Linked DNA regions of Homo sapiens: region 2 is linked to region 1. Evidence: read pairs that join two places in POLR2A ChIA-PET (ENCODE). Cell type or tissue: endothelial cell of umbilical vein. All regions are shown on one strand.

Region 1 (8,000 bases):
GAGGAGATTCTACTTCACTTAGTAACTTCCATTTTTAGACCAGGAAGCAATTTGTTCAGATTCTACTTCCCCTAGAGAGGCAGGCTTCCTTCCAGGGTAGAAGGATGCGGGAAGGGGAGTAACCATGGCAACCTGCCCAGCTATGTGGGCAAGGATAGTATGGGGCCTGCACACACTCGGAAGAATTTTTATTTCTAGCCTAGTCATTCAGTTTAATCCGGGTGGTCCCTCCCTTCCCACTTCCTTCTGTGACAATGCTGACTTCAGGGGGAAGGATTGCTCCTTCTCTGTCAGGAGTCTGAGAGGGTGTGGGGAGGACTTAATTGAGACCAGCGAGGTCAGCCTGACCAAACCAAAGTGCAGGCTTCCAGGACGAAAACAGAGAGTAACTCCCTGTCTGTTCTAGCATGAGCACAAGCAAACGCACTGGCTTTATTAAAATCAAGTGCTTGAATAATTAACCTTTTTCAAGTAGGTGAAGGGTATTCAATTTTCATGAAGAAATTTTCCATTTGCTTTCAGTTTTCACAAAGACACTTAATTCAGTTGTTCAGGGGGGAGTAATAACAAACAAACAAAACCTTCAAAATCAGATGGGAAAAAGTATTCCAAGTATATTAGATTAGCTGTCTTCCCAGCAATCCTGGGGTAGGTACTATTATTCTCCCCAGATAAGCAAGCTGAAGTACAGAGAGGTTATGGAATGTGCCCAAGGCCATGTAACCTGCAACCCTGTAGCTAAGATTTGAACCCAGGAAATGGTACTTCAGAAGGTAGTTCTCAACTACTATCCAATTGTGCCCTGTTGGAGGCAGCCAGTGTTGAATGTTAGCCCTCTGTGTCCGTACCAGTCATCATTTGTTCCCCTAACCAGGAATTTGCTTGTTTTCTGTCTTTAAGTAAAGACTGAGGAGTCTGCTTTCCTTCTGATTTCCACCAGTTAATCCAGTCAGGATATGCTGATATTATGAGTTGGGTCTCCTTTAAAGACACATATCTGGTGTTAAATCTGATTCATCTGGCCGGGTGTGGTGGGCTCATGCCTGTAATTCCAGCACTTTGGGAGGCCGAGGTGGGTGGATCACTTGAGGTCAGGAGTTCGAGACCAGCCTGGCCAACATGGTGAAACCCCGTCTCTACTACTACTACAAAAAAAAAAAAAAAATATTATCCAGGTATGGTGGCGGGTACCTCTAATCCCAACTAATCAGGAGACTGAGGTCACAGAATCTCTTGAACCCAGGAGGCAGAGGCTGCAGTGGGTCAAGTTCATGCCAGTGTACTCCAGCATGGGCAACAGAGGGAGACTCTGTCTCAAACAAAACAAAACAAAACAAAACAAAAATCTGTTTCACCTAAATATGATTTTGGCCAACCTTTGTGCAATTCAGCGGCACAGCTTCAACTTTGGAATTACATAGCAGTGCCAGGGAGAATTTTAAAATACCACATCCTGTTACTCAGGTGTTTCATATTGCCAATCTGGTTCCCATTCTGGTTCTGTCTAAAGGGTAAAAAACCTTATGTGTTTGGTTAGTTACCTAAACCTTCCTGGCCAGTAAGCTTTCGAATCTTTCCAGCTGGGGAGGTATGTTCTGATGAGCATTAGGACAACTTCAAACCCCAGGAGGGCTCACTCTCAGCAGCTTTCCCAAGCATTTCAGCATCTTGGCTTTGTCTTTAAGAAGAGCAATAATTAAATCCTCAGGTCAAAAGAATGAGGAAGAGAAACACGCAGAGCCTTCAAAATTATCCAGATGAAATATCAGTGGTAGCAAACTTAGGTTTATGGACATATGAGGGTAGAGTTAGAAATGAAGCAGCATAAGAGCCTATGTCACAGCAAAGCCTCCTGCTTGGCCAGGAGCACTCAGCAAGGAAGATATCTTCCTGCTCCCTTAACCTTCAGATAATCGAGGCCTGGTTGAGCAGGCCAGTAAATATCATCCCCAAACAGCTGGTCAGCAGCTGCCAGAGGTCCCTGTACTACCTTCATGCCAACAAGTGCCTTAAAAGCCGTACCCTTCAACCCAAACAAGGCCAGTGAAATCCATTCAACCTTTGGAGAAAGACAACAAACAGGCCTAATGCACAGGAATTTGGACTTCCAGTTTAATCTGAAACTATAAAAGTCTTTAGCAGAAACACAAACTCTGGAGTTTGCCCTTCACAAATTAGACAAGGTTTGTAACAAGTGCTTTCTTCCCTCACTTACATCCTCAGGTAAAGATCAACCATCAAGATCAAAGATCCCCAGAATGGCAAATACATACGTGTATGGGCTCAAAGTTGGAAGACATTCCTCTACCATCTACTTATTCTGGTTATACATTAAAGCATAGGAGGGCATAGCTGAAAAATGACTGGTTTCTAGGTCAGTCATTTGGATGAGAAGGGATCCTTCCAGCTGGGAGTGGGAAAAGAAGGGGGAAGTTATTCACCAACAACAGGAAAAAGAATTTAGTTGGCCTTAGGAGGAAACTGACTAAGGATTTGGAAGAAGTGGTCTGTCCCAGAAATCCACATTGGCAAAGACCACTAGGTCTTCTTCATGCTTTCTCTAGAAGACTTTCCCATTGTACTCAAATACTCCCGAATTCTCAAGGCAATAAACTTTCTTACAGTGTCACTGAGGGCCATCTCCCTTCCAAGAGGGGAGACACAGAACCTGGAGTGGGCGGGGCACCTGGCTCAGAGAAAAGTAGCCTCCCAAAGTCTGGCTGCTGGGGTAAGAAGCATGGTGACAAGCCATTTGGTAGCTGCAAGCTCCCTCCTCCCCAACAGCCAGTAGGTGCTTTTGTGTGAGAAGCCAACCTCAAGACTGTAAGGACAATCAAGTATACATCTCATCAAAGCCATTCCAAGAGGCTTATCAGACATCTCAAAGGCATTTTTTGTAGATGCCTGCTTTCCACTCCCATTACTTCTGTTTGCATTAGTTATATCTTACCTCCTTCTCCCCCATGCCCCTGCTTTGCCTGACTAAGGCCAGAAATTTTTTCATGAAGTCACTTTATAGAGCAATAGCAACATTTACTATTCGTGAAGTCGCCCCTCCATAATTTTTAAGTCTTTCCATGTGTCTGGAAGCTTGTTTCTGCTCTTCTCGGTTTACAGAGCGGCTCTCTTCCTTCCAAACAAAAACTAAAAAGAAAGGGGAAAAGGTGGGGGGTGGTTGGGGTGGAGATAACACCCAGATTCCTTAAGTGTTTTTAATCCAGTTGAATTTCCCTTTGGACTCAGCTCCCTGCTGAAACTGTCTGCGGACCAGAATTCCAGGCTCAGAATTAAGTCAAGAGGGAAAGACAGCAGAAACAAATAACAGAGTCAGCTCTATGCTATGAAAACCGCTATGTTGACTGAGGCTCCACGGTTTTAACCCATTCATTTTTCCCCCCTTTTTTAGAATTCTTACTTAATCTTTTTAACCAGCTTACAACAGGCAGGCAAGCACCATATAAACCATGCTCCCTGCGCCGGGGGATATAAAACAAGTTTCTTAAGTCCCTTGGGTAGATACTTCCTTAGGAATGCCGGTGTAAGACAAAAGTTCACATTTTAATGCCATATGTTGTCAGTCACCAGGAAAAAGCTCCTTATGGGCACAAGCCAGGTCCCCAGCCTTTGTCACACAGCAAAAATAAACACCCTTCGAGGAGTTAATTAGGCGGTCAGCAGCCACCTCAGTGTCCTAGGAGGGCTGCCCGCAGACCTTTTACACACACACACACACACACACACACACACACACACACACACACACACACACGACACAAAAGGAGGCGTTTGTTAAATGTCACAAGCTGGGCATCTGGAGTCGGATTCGAAAGGTAAATACATTCCGCGGAAGCATTCCTCAGATGTCAGGCCACAAAACTGCTGGTTTCCCCAAGCACAGGGTCTCATTTCTAAGATTCCCCACAGCCCAAGGTCTGTACTCAAAGAAGGGTAGCGGGGGGCGGGGGGGTGAGAGAGGGGGAGCAAAGGAGAGAAGGAGATCTTTAAAAAAAAAATGGAGCCAGAGGGAAGAAGGGTTTCGAAGCTACTCACCGGCTAGCTATTGCCTCCGTGAAGCGAGCATGACTTCCCCGCGCCCGGAGCCTCCAGGCTACAGCGCAGCGGATGCGGCGGGCCTCGCTTAAATAGCCGCCGGCCGGGAGCTTCGGAGCCGCGCGGCCACTCCCGGCGAGAGATATGGTTCTAATCAGATGCTGGCAGCTGAGGACTCCCCAGGAATGTGCCAGGATGTTTTTGCTGCCTGGGCTTGGTAACTCCCCCTCAACGTGTCTGCAGAGTCTTCCAAACTTAACTGTTTATTAACTCGCGCTGCAGCGGCGCAGAGGACCCCGCTCCCCTGAGCTCCGCGAGCCCCACCAGCTGGGGGCGATCGCAGGGACCCAGCGACGGGAGGGGAAATGTGTTCGGGGAGAAGTCAAAAGCCCCAGACCGACGCGGGCGGGGGGCGGGTGCAAATAAGGACAGGAAAGGGAAGCTCTGGAGGAAAGGGGTGGGATCCACCGAGCTTCGTTTCACAGATCCGTTCCCTGGATTGCCACTGCGAGTGATGTGGCACACGGAGTCATCCTAACCAACCCGTTGGGGCCCTTTGAACAAAGGACTGCCTTTACTCCTGACTTTTCTGACAAGGGACAACGGTTCCTGCGCAGATCTGCAGTTTCTAAAGTTGATCGCGCGATTGGATTTGCTCCCCTTAGAAGAAATTAGTGTCTCCCTCATTGCAGATGCAAATGCGCTTAAGTTAGTGGGAAATCTATGTGTGCATATGTGAAACATACTGTATTTACCTATGAAATATAATCATATATATGGATATAAAAATAATATTCTCTCTGAAATCGATATGAGCAAAACATGTTCACGTCTATGTAGCCTATCAAATAAGTTATAATTCTGATACAATCAGAGATTCTATACAGGCTTCCCTTACAGTGTATATACACCTATATGTAGACACATAACATGACTTTATCTGCATGAATTTCCATAGCACTTCCTATAACTCTAGGAAAAACATGAACTGCAAGAAATAAAATATTTAAAAATGTTAACGTAGAGTGCTGAGCGGTAGAAGGTACTCCGCAGCAAATCCTAATGAGTGTTAACAAGCTGAGAATTCATTTTCTCCATATTTTAAAATCAAGAATTATTGTAAAACATCCACAGAAGCTCTGTTGCTTTTTGGAGAATTCTGAAATTACTCTTGTGAAAGACGTGTCTCTTTTCCCTTTTTTTAAGAAAAAAATTTAATTGTTTAAAGTCAGAGGCAGCACGTAGTAAATGTGAAAATGCTAAATTGTATCTCGGATGGGAGGGGGTTATTGATTTTATCGAGTAAGCAACACAGTGGATTTGCATTTTACCTCTGGAAACTGAGGGTTCAAATAGGGCTCGTGGGACATCAAGGATATATTTTGTGGTCCGTGCCTAGCCTCGACTGCAAAGCCACTGTGTAATTTGGGGTAGCTCAATGTGAGTGGCAATGTCTGCTCTCAAGTAGGTCAGGCTTGAAACAACCGTTGTTCGGGGAGACTGAGGGGTGCAGAGCAGCACAGCTGGCCCAGAATTCTACTTCCCCAGCCTCTACTATTTCTCATCCCCTGACACACCTAGGGGTGTGGAGGCAGGGAGGGCCATGCTGGCAGTTTTCAATATTCCTCAGAGGTAATTTGCTATTTTAAAAAATGACTTTGTGTGAATGACAGGAAGTATACAAATTTTAGTCCTAGGATAGTATTCTATTTATAACATTTATGCAGAGAAATGTAATTCTAGTACATTTTAGAACACAAGGCTTTGTTTCTAAAATCTAGAAGTCCAGTTTCATTTCTATTGGCTAGGTAGCTGGAAAAAGGGCTGCTGACTTCAGGCAAATAGAGACTTTGATAATTAGAAAGACATGGGTGTCTCTTTTAACCTCAATATGTAATATTTTCTAGACTAAGAAGTGCTCACTCAATTCTATTTTTTTTTTTTTTGAAAGACTCTTACCAAGAAATACTAACTTATGTTTGCTCTACCCCACCAAATGGAAGGGATTTGTCTAAGAAGCCAGAGGAAGAAAATGATTTCATCTGCTATGAGTTGTAGTTTCAAGAGAAGACTTTGATGAAAACAGTTCATTTAAGAGCAGTGGGCTCACACTTACAACTTAAAATAGACACCTCTTATTTTGCACAGAAATCTGAAGAGTCGACAGTGGAGAATTCTGGTTTGAACTGTATTTTTATATCTCTAGGGCACCGATATTGCTTCTGGCAGTAATTCAATGTCCTGCTCACATTAAGAAAAAAAAAGAAAAGAAATTTAACTCTTTTTATCCCTCGTGAAACATTGTCTCTGTCTCATCTAAGTTGTTCACTTTTCAACAAGTCTAAAATGAACATCTTTCCCTCTGGAGAATCACGCCAAAGCCCACCCAGATATTTACCCTGCCTAAATAATGGTCTTTTCTTATCACCACTGAAATTTATGTTTAGAAAATTAAGGGGAGGAAAAGTCAGTTCAATGTTTGAAAAACAATAGTCTTTGAATGGCAATTGTCCGTTGCAGAAAACCTGCCTGTGAGAGAGAAGGAAAAAATAAAATAAAACAAATGACTGTGCTCCCAGCCTAGGAAAGGGGTAGTTAATCCCGTGATGGCTTGCTGAAGAATGCATGGTTTATTATTAAAGTAATCTCTTAAGATTTTCCTGGAATGTGCTTCCACAGCAACTCTGCCTGTTCGACCTATCCTATGCATGTGTCTTTTCTTCCATAATTAAGCTGTTTTCCTCTGTTAGCTCACAGACCTAATCCTTTATCCTTTCTCTCCTCCTTCTCCATCACTTCTTCTATCCCCCTCTCTACTGCTCTTGTCTTCCTTAAACTGCCCCTTTTGAAGCCTGTCATTTCTCCTGAATTGTAAATGGCACTTTGGAACTGGCTGTAAGGTAAACTGCCTGTGTGCCTTTGATGCCTTGCTGGACACTTAGAGATGTTAAAATCAAACAAGGATTTGTTGAAGTGGACCTAGTAAGGTCACATCTCTCTCTCTCTCCTTTTTTTTTTTTCCTTCTCCATGTCATTAAAAAAACAATGAAGAGAATGGCTATTGTTCCCAGAAAATGTTCTTTGACCTTGACCAGTCCTGCATATTTAACATTACAGAAAAACTGACCCTACCAGATTTGGTGGCTGGCAAGTCAAAACAAATACTGGAGGTTTTTTTTCATATCTCTGTCTATCCATCTACCTGTCCATCTTCTGATCTAAAATATTTGGAAGATAGTTTCATAGAAGGCAGCCTGTTTGTGTTTTGTTTTCTTGCTTATACCCCTATAGCATCTCAGAACTAATATGTATTTTTCTGTTTTGTGCAATTTTAATGAAACTCAGGTGGTAGACTACTAGGGTACTTGGAAAAATTGGTACTTGTAAAATGAAGAACATTTAAAATTCAATAATATAAATGTATATAACTAATTACACCTCACTTATCAATATAAATTTTTATAATGAGAAATTGTGAAAGGCAAGTAAATACCCATAAAAATTACCATTCAAATAAATACTGTCTTACTTGGAAAGAAACCTAGCAGGAGTTATCAAAAATGAAAATACATAAAACCCTGCAGGAATTACTAATATTAATTGTTATTGTAGCAAACACATACACTTCTCTATCCTAGGAGTAAGAATCTATCCACTAGAAATAAAGCACATGTATAATATGCAAGGATTTTTTTTTTTTTATTTTTCTGAGATGGAGTCTTGCTCTGTGGCCCAGGCTAGAGTGCAGTGGCAAGATCTCGGCTCAGTGCAACCTCCGCCTCCCGGGTTCAAGCAATTCTCTGCCTCAGCCTCCCGAGTAGCTGGGATTACAGGTGCCCACCACCATGCCCAGTTAATTTTTGTATTTGTATTTTTAGTAGAGACGGGGTTTCACCATCTTAGCCAGGCTGGTCTCATGATCCACCCGCCTCGGCCTCCCAAATTGCCGG
Region 2 (8,000 bases), 120 kb after region 1:
CCCCTACCTTCACACTGGCATCCACAGTCCTGGATTTTAAATACTATACAGTAGGAAATGGCATTTAGAGAGCAGGGAATACATTTTCTTCTTCTCTGAATTATAAGAGTCTATCATTTTGTTCAACTTGTGGTAGGCATTTAGTTCTTATTTGCTAAATATGTTGAATTAATGGATGATGATGAAAAAATCTTAACAGCGGCCCAACTGAGGCCAAATACCTATTCTAAATATCCGTATGTTATCTGTATTTTTTTTTTTTTCTTCCAAGGAACTTTGTTTACCTTCCACATGTAAGAAGCTCTTAGTGGGACTTCTGAGGTTGGTAATTAGGACCAAGGCTGAGGACAGGAAAGTATTTAATATCTGAACTGACAGTCACCAGAGTCAGAGCCAAAGCTTCTTAAGAGGTGATGGATGCAGCAAACTGCTGCCAGCCTCCGTCTTCTATATAATAAGACTGGGAACAAGACAGAGAGGAGCAGATCCAAGGGTCATTAGAATGCGGTGCGTTTGAGATAAGAGGAAATTCCCTGCCTTCCCCAAGGGAGGGAAGGGAAATTAGAGTACCTGGTCTTTCTTCCTAAAACCTCCTGAGAGGCTCTAAGAGACTCATTTACAAAGGCTGTCATATAATTTAGTTACCTAATTGGACATCTGCTGAGGAAAAGGACTTGTGGATTTACCTCTTCATCATAGGAGCAGGGGAGAACAGTCTTGGAGAGAGAAGAGATGTAGGGGTAGTGTGGATTCACCCAGTTTCAGAGCCAAGACAGGTGATGCCTGAGGTTCAAGTGGATGCTACTTTGAATGTAGCTGGGCTTGTTCAACCTCCTTTCCAAGACAGATTCCCGGCAACACGAGGCCATGCACTATATGGCCAGCAGTGAGAGCTCAGGGGCTTGAAAAAGTTGGCTTAAAATCACTGAAGCTCCAAAAACTCATACCTTTATTCCCCAGAGCTAGAATTTGAAGGCCTGCCTTGCAGATGATATCAACAGCTAGGCTGTGCTGGCCAGAAAAACAGCAGGAACCAAGAGGGAAAGGTTATGATAGCAGCCTGCTAGCATTACACTCTTTCCTTTCCCTGTTCTACCTCTCAGCTCGATACCATGAAGAGGAATACAACAAGGGGAATGCAAGGTGATGGTGTACCTGAGGCAGACTCCTAATTAGAGAGGGTGCCCGTTCCTACTTGCACTGGGTAAAGTGGAAGAGGAAAGAAGGGGAGAATAAACTAATGTTTGATGTTTTAAATTGGACTAAGCCTTAATATCAGAAAGCAACTGGAAACTATGGAGCTACCTTAGATGCCAGAGGAGAATGAAGTGTTGGTATAAAATAATTGGAAAAGAATGATTTAGAAATACAAAGCCTTCTTATTTCTGATTAAGTTAATACTGCTTAATAAATGAGATGTTTATGTAAAATTATTGAAATTCATTGAACGTCTGCAAAGAAAGAACAATTTCAACCCCAGACTACTATCAATGCAAACCTTCCATTACTGATTTATTGCTGGATCCGACAGGTAATATCTCATTCACTACATCTCTAATGAAGTCTCTGGAGATCAGGGTCCCCTTGGAGGACACACAGAATGCACAGTCTTATTCTAATTAAAAAGAGTTCATTGTGTAAAGAAGAAACAAACATGTTAGCCCCAAGAGACATGTTAGCCCTGCTTGGGCCACAGTTCAGAATGAGTACCTAGCCAGTTACAAGATGCTTCAGAACTTTCTGTATCCAGTGACAGCCCAGCTGATAAGTATATCAGAAAGGATATTACTGTAAGCTAGTCATATTTGAAAATAGCTGATATGTTAGCTCTTTTTTATTGAGAGCAGATATACAAAGTATTTCATGATGCTATAGGATATTAACAATTATTTCTCTCAAAACTCTTCTGAGGGAAGACTCGGCTATTATTGAATGAGTTCTGTTGAATTCTCTCTGTTCCCTCAATTCTTCTACCTCCACTGCATAAATATATATTGCATACTGGCCAAGTGCAATGACTCACACCTGTAATCCCAGTACTGGGAGGCCGAGATGGGCAGATCACCGGAGGTCAAGAGTTCGAGACCAGCCTGTCCAACACGGTGAAATCCCGTCTCTACTAATAATACAAAAATGAGCCTGGCATGGTGGCAGGCACCTGTAATCTCAGTTACTCAGGAGGCTGAAGCAGGAGAATCGCTTGAACCTGGGAGGCGGAGGTTGCAGTGAGCCAAAATTGTGCCATTGCACTCCATCCTGGGCAACAGAGTGAGACTCCATCTCAAAAAAAAAAAAAAAAAAAAGACGTATATTGCATACTGTATTCTTTGCTTGCTGACTCTGTTACTGCCAGCCCTCTATCAGTTTCAGTCTATTTTCTGGACAATTTATTGCCTTCTCATATCCTTTTCCCCATAATATCTCTGAGAATCTGAAATGCTTTGCTGTAATGAAACTCCTTAGCCCATATAATATCAGCCTTTAAGGTGATTGTATTGCTTATACACCTGGTCTGAGAGATCATTGATTTTCAAATTCTTCCTTGAAAATCGTCTCTTCTGTTCTTGAATCCCCTATGTCCCAATCAATTCCCCATGAAGTCCATCTTTTCCAGGACTCAATTCACCTGAACTTCAGCATTCTCTTTGGCCAGCCTTCCCTGGAAGTCTACTTAGGGGGCATAGTTGACAATAATGTATATACAGCAGCCACAGAAATGTCTATGAGAGATATCAATATTTTTCAGATTTTAACTTCTGAAGTTCCTACAGGTAAGTGTTTTGTTGATGCTAGAAGAAAACAAGTTATAAGAGGTGTGTGAGCTTGATAATTGCTTAAGATGTTAATAGTCATTTAATCCTTAACTTGGTGGGAATCACATTGTGTGGCTGTAATGTAGGACTTCAAAACAAACCATCAGAAGTGTAAAGACTGGTTTTAATAAGCAGAGAGTTTGGCCTGCCTACTTTCCTCCCCCTCAATTTTTAAATGGGCCCAAGCAATTTGAAAACCAGAATGTACTAAACAGATAAGTTGATGTTTGTGAAACAGATATGTTGATGGCAGCATCAACATATCTTATGTGGTAAAGGGAGCTAAGTTTTTATGAGGCTATTATAATGGCTCTTTTATATACCCTGGAAATCCCATTTTAGACAACCATTTCCATCAGAGACTTCGGGATTGCAATAGGTAGTATGAGATATGTTACATTACGTGGTGATCGAAGTATCATGAAATACTCTTATGCTCTGCAGGCTTTTTATACAAATATGGCATGTATACAGGCAACTTATACAAATATCTAAGGCTTTTTCCTTCTGATTAAAAATTGTTTACTCTGGAATTTAACATTTATTTAATAACGTTTTAAAATAACACGAAGGGGTTTGCGTTAAAATAAGACGTATAAAAGCTGCTAGTATCTGTCAATATTTCATTCTTTAAGTATTCCCTGGTCCCGAAAATGAAATGTTGAGAACGTTGACAATTTCATTTCACAGGAAGAAACCACATAGTTTCTTTATCATAACAGCTCCCCCTGCTGATACAAAGTGAGAGCTTCGTAACTTCCTTTCAACTTTTCAGGGACTCTGGAAACATGGCTGGAAAACATTATTCTCAACTGAACCGTAGCCAGGAAAGTCTCAGGAGGGAATTCTTTCCTGACATAAAATTAAACCTGGCTTCAGCATATCTTAGGGGGGAAAAAGAAGGAAAACTTACTGTCGATGTTTCTTGGCTTGGCTTGCTTTCTGTTCTTAAAGCAACATTATTTTTAAAATCTGCAACAAAGCTTGTCATCTGCCAAGTCAGCCCAAGTCTCCTAGCCTCTCCAGTTAGGTTTCTGTGCCTTGTTGCCCTTTTATGTCCCTTGACTCCACTCAGACTGTTACCATGAATGGATGCCTTTTAACTTACCTGCAGTAGGAGCAAGTAGATGTCACTCTGTTTCCCATGGAAGGGAACCTGGTGCTAAAAGTCCCACAAAGCTCCAGGCATGGTGGCACCTGTGTGGTGATGGAGCTTCCAGGCCACAGATTATATGACCTGGTGCTACTGGCAAGAAAGTAGTAGGTTATTTATTCACCTGAGGGCTTATGCTGTTAGAATCATTGAGTTAAAAAAAAAAAAAGAATTGCCTCTACCAGGGCACTTGTAGGTGAAAGATTTCTTATATTGCATGCATACTTGCCAAAGCAGTGCTGGTTTCTGGTCACCCCCTTCTCTGGCATGACATTCTTTTCTGTTTCCATCAAATGCAAAGACTTAGAGCTTATTTATGGGTGTGAAAGGACTACGGCAAGAGAACTGATCCCTCCCCACTGCAAGGAGCTTTATAGGATGCAGAAGTGGTCATTGTAGGTCTTTGGAAGTTCAGGCATTGGCGCCTGGCTCTGAAATTATTACCCTCATTAAAATGCTTTTCTAGGATTATGGAATGCTACGTTTGGTATCACATAGTCAATATGAACCCTGTGCAGACAGGTAAACAACACATCACACACTCCATATACCTTGCTAAAAAACACCCAGCAGAGACCCTGACAAACTTCAGCACATGCCTGTGTGATCTGATTTAAAATCTGCTCCTAGCAAGTTGCACTGCTTAAGAAAACATATCTTCTTCAATTAGCCTATATAGTAGATGGCTTTTTGGAAGCTAAAGTGTTATATATCTAAGACATTAACTTAAAATGTAAATATTTCAGGAAAGGAGAATAAAGTTAACATTTACACTGAATTATATTTTTAGAGGGAACACCTAGCCACTTACCTAGCCAGGAGGCCCTGATGATAGAGCTCACATTATTGATCGGGAGTGCAGTGCTTTGAGGAAGATGGGCTGAAGGGAAAGGTCAGGCTGGGGACAGTGGGTGTTACCTGGGAGGCCCTGTGCAGCTTTGCGAGTGAGAGACCCGGGTATACTGGAGACAAAATGAAGGCACTGTGGGATAGGACTTTGTCAATGAGGATGGAAATTGTAGGTTCCTGTGAATAGACAGATGCAAAGAAGAGAGTGGGCTCCAAAGATAAATTCAACTTCTCTTTCACAGTTTTCTGAGAGCAGACTTGAGAATTGGCCCTGCCTTCCCCAATATGCAGATACTTGTAAAGTGATTCAATTGTGCTTAGTCTTAACATGTTATTTTCTTCCCCATTTGCTTATGAAGATTTTATAATAAAGACTGGAATGTTAGGTTCCTGGGGAAAGGGTACAAATAAGTTCCTGCTGTCAGTGCTTTAGCCAGGCCTGCCATCATCTTCTGCCTGAACCACGTAGTAGTAGTATTCTTTCCACTTTCACATTCCAGATTCATCTCTATGTCAAAAGACAACCGCGATGGTGTCACCGGCCTACTAAAAAATATCAAGTGTTCACATTGGTCAACTTCTTACTGGTGGTAGATTGATTTATAGTTACTAATGATTTAGCCCTCTTCCCTAAGAGGAGAATATATCCCCATCCATCACAATGTGACTTTTCTATTGGCAGGTGTATTCTTTTGATGTCAGGCTTGGCCATGTGGCCAGTGGATTATGAGCAGATATGACATATGGCTTGTTTCCAGCAGAAGTTTCAAAAACCAGCCCTTTTCCTGTATTTCTGCCAGTCCTTTTCCTTAGGAAACCATGTTTCCCAAATCAGGGACTGCTCCTTCAGCCCGGGTCACAGGCTAAGATGAGAAGTCACATGAAACAGAATCATAGCAGCTGATCCATACTCACCAACATATAATACAAATGAGAAAAAAATATCTTTTGTCATAAACCACTGAGATTTCAGGTTTACTTATTATGATAGCAAAATTGACTAATATAAATCTCCCTCCATAGTCCATCCCCAACCTACTTATCTAGACTTATATGGAACTACAACTGCACATGTACCCTACACTCCAGCCAATCTGGAAGCATTTCTATTACCCCTCCTTCATGTTTCTGCTTTTATTATTCTCCTAGCTGAAATTGCTCCTCCCCGATATTCAATAGACCCCACTTCAGAGATCTTTCCAGCTAGCTCAAAATCTATCTCATACATAAAATCTTTCTGAATGCTTGGTTTGAAATAACATTTTCTTCCTCTGAATTTCTCCAGGCATCCCATGTTTATACCAGCTCTCATTCTATTTGTTAATAATAATAAACAATAGTTTTTATTGAGAACTTATTACATATCAGATGTTGGTTTTACCTATTGTGTTACTTTGGATACATCTTGATGGGACAAAATGAAAAAAAAATGTATTAGGGTTGGATGAAAGCCTGTGGAGAATAAAACAGGAGGGAGTAGCAGAAAGTGTCAGGATGCTTCATACCACAGTGATGGTCTGACACCTGTGGCAGAAGAGAGGGAAGGAAGGAGGATTAGGTAGAAAGAGTCTCCAGCTGCAATGCAATTTCAAGGAATGTTCAGACAAGCCAATGGGGAATCTTCAAGCCAAAGCCATCTTTTGAGGGGCCCCATATCTCACAGCAGCGGTCTGCATTGGTAGCCCCACTATGTTTGATCATTGGCCATGAGCAGCCCTGTGGGAATATGATGGCGAAAAGAACAGTAGTTGGGGTTGTTAATCAATTATGCTCTCACAGCATGGCCACCACACCTACATTAGTTCATTAAATCTTCACAAAAATCCTATGAGGTCAGGACTATTATCATTCTCGTTTTAAAGTAAGGAAACTGAGACCTAGAGAGATTAAGTGACTTTGTTACCATCACTCAGGTAGTAATGGGATAGAGCCAGGGTCCATCCTCTGAACTGTCATGTGACTTTCAAATCGGCATTGGTTGAGTGTATGAATAAGTAAGCATACTATGGTGTTGCTGTGAGAAGGTGAAAATCTGAGATGACAATAATTAATGCCACTCTGTTTTTGTTGGACTCAGAAATTGACAATCTTTTCTGTAGTTCTGGAAGATTCCATGTCTCATAGGAATGGCCTGCATTGCACACAAGTTCTTTTTCTATCTGTGGGCCAAGGAATAGAACTGATTTTTTTTTCCAGATGACTACTATTTATTGTTCTGTTAAAATATTCTAAAATATTTTATGAATAAAATAGTTCATTAGGAGAGCTTCCTAACACCCTAAAGAAACAAGGCTCTCATATATTTTTTTCTATAATCCTTCAGCCATTATTCCAGTTCTATTTCCTGCTGAGTCTAATAGATGATTTGTTTCTAATCATACAGTCGGTCACATTATGCCTATTCTTTTGGTTCTGTAAAGGCATATCCCATTTTCTCCTAAGAAAGTCTTCTTTTTTGGCCAGGTGCAGTGGCTCACACCTGTAATACCAGCACTTTGGGATGCTGAGGTGGGTGGATCATGAGGTCAAGAGATCAAGACCGTCCTGGCCAACACGGTGAAACCCTGTCTCTACTAAAAATACAAAAATTAGCTGGGTGTGGTGGCATACGCCTGTAGTCCCAGCTACTTGGGAGGCTGAGGCAGGAGAATTGCTTGAACCCAGGAGGCGGAGGTTGCAGTGAACTGAGACTGAGTCACTGCACTCCAGCCTGGTGACAGAGTAAGACTCTGTCTCAAAAAAAAAAAAAGATTTTCTTTTTTTTTTCTTACTCTGTAGTGAGAAGTTGTGAATGGATTTACTTAGAGAAGTAAATAAATAGTTAATATTTTGAAAGGAGACTTAAACCAGTCTCCTGTCCCCCAAAAGCACACACACACACACACACACACACACACACACACACACGTACCAGTGGGGGTACAGTGGTACCAATGCAGACCATAACTGTGAGATATGGGGCCCATCAAAAGATGGCTTTGACTTGAAGATTCCCCATTTACTTGGCTGAACATTCCTTGGAATTGCAGTGTAGCCTGAGACTCTTCCTACATCCTCCTTCCTTTCCTCTCACATATATATGTCATGTGTGTGTGTGTGTAGGGAATCAATACTCAAGATGGGCTTCTTTCTACTACTGTGGATGGTGTTTATGTAAAATGCTGGCATGTGGTGAGATCAAAAGA

Evidence for each region. Peaks named below come from ENCODE experiments on the same cell type or tissue, not always from the same donor. Only the 100,000 strongest peaks of a DNase experiment are listed, where the experiment ranks them.
Region 2: POLR2A ChIA-PET joins it to region 1 with 36 read pairs; 16 of 35 experiments call an interaction of 5 or more read pairs at or near these places.

The regions. Positions count from the first base shown.
Region 1 is chr5:39,420,754-39,428,753 of GRCh38, forward strand. DAB2 (DAB adaptor protein 2) reads right to left here and starts at 4,227. Exons shown (of 15, transcript NM_001343.4): 1 at 4,051-4,227. In endothelial cell of umbilical vein, a CTCF peak has its summit at 4,374 (motif pointing right); DNase peaks (open chromatin) are centred at 198, 4,378, 6,208, 7,018 and 3 weaker places; H3K4me3 peaks cover 4,332 bases; H3K27ac peaks cover 6,648 bases.
Region 2 is chr5:39,544,199-39,552,198 of GRCh38, forward strand. No RefSeq gene overlaps it. Among named protein-coding and RNA genes, the nearest start is that of LINC02104, 28 kb to the left of the region's middle. In endothelial cell of umbilical vein, a CTCF peak has its summit at 3,563 (motif pointing left); a DNase peak (open chromatin) is centred at 3,543; H3K27ac peaks cover 583 bases.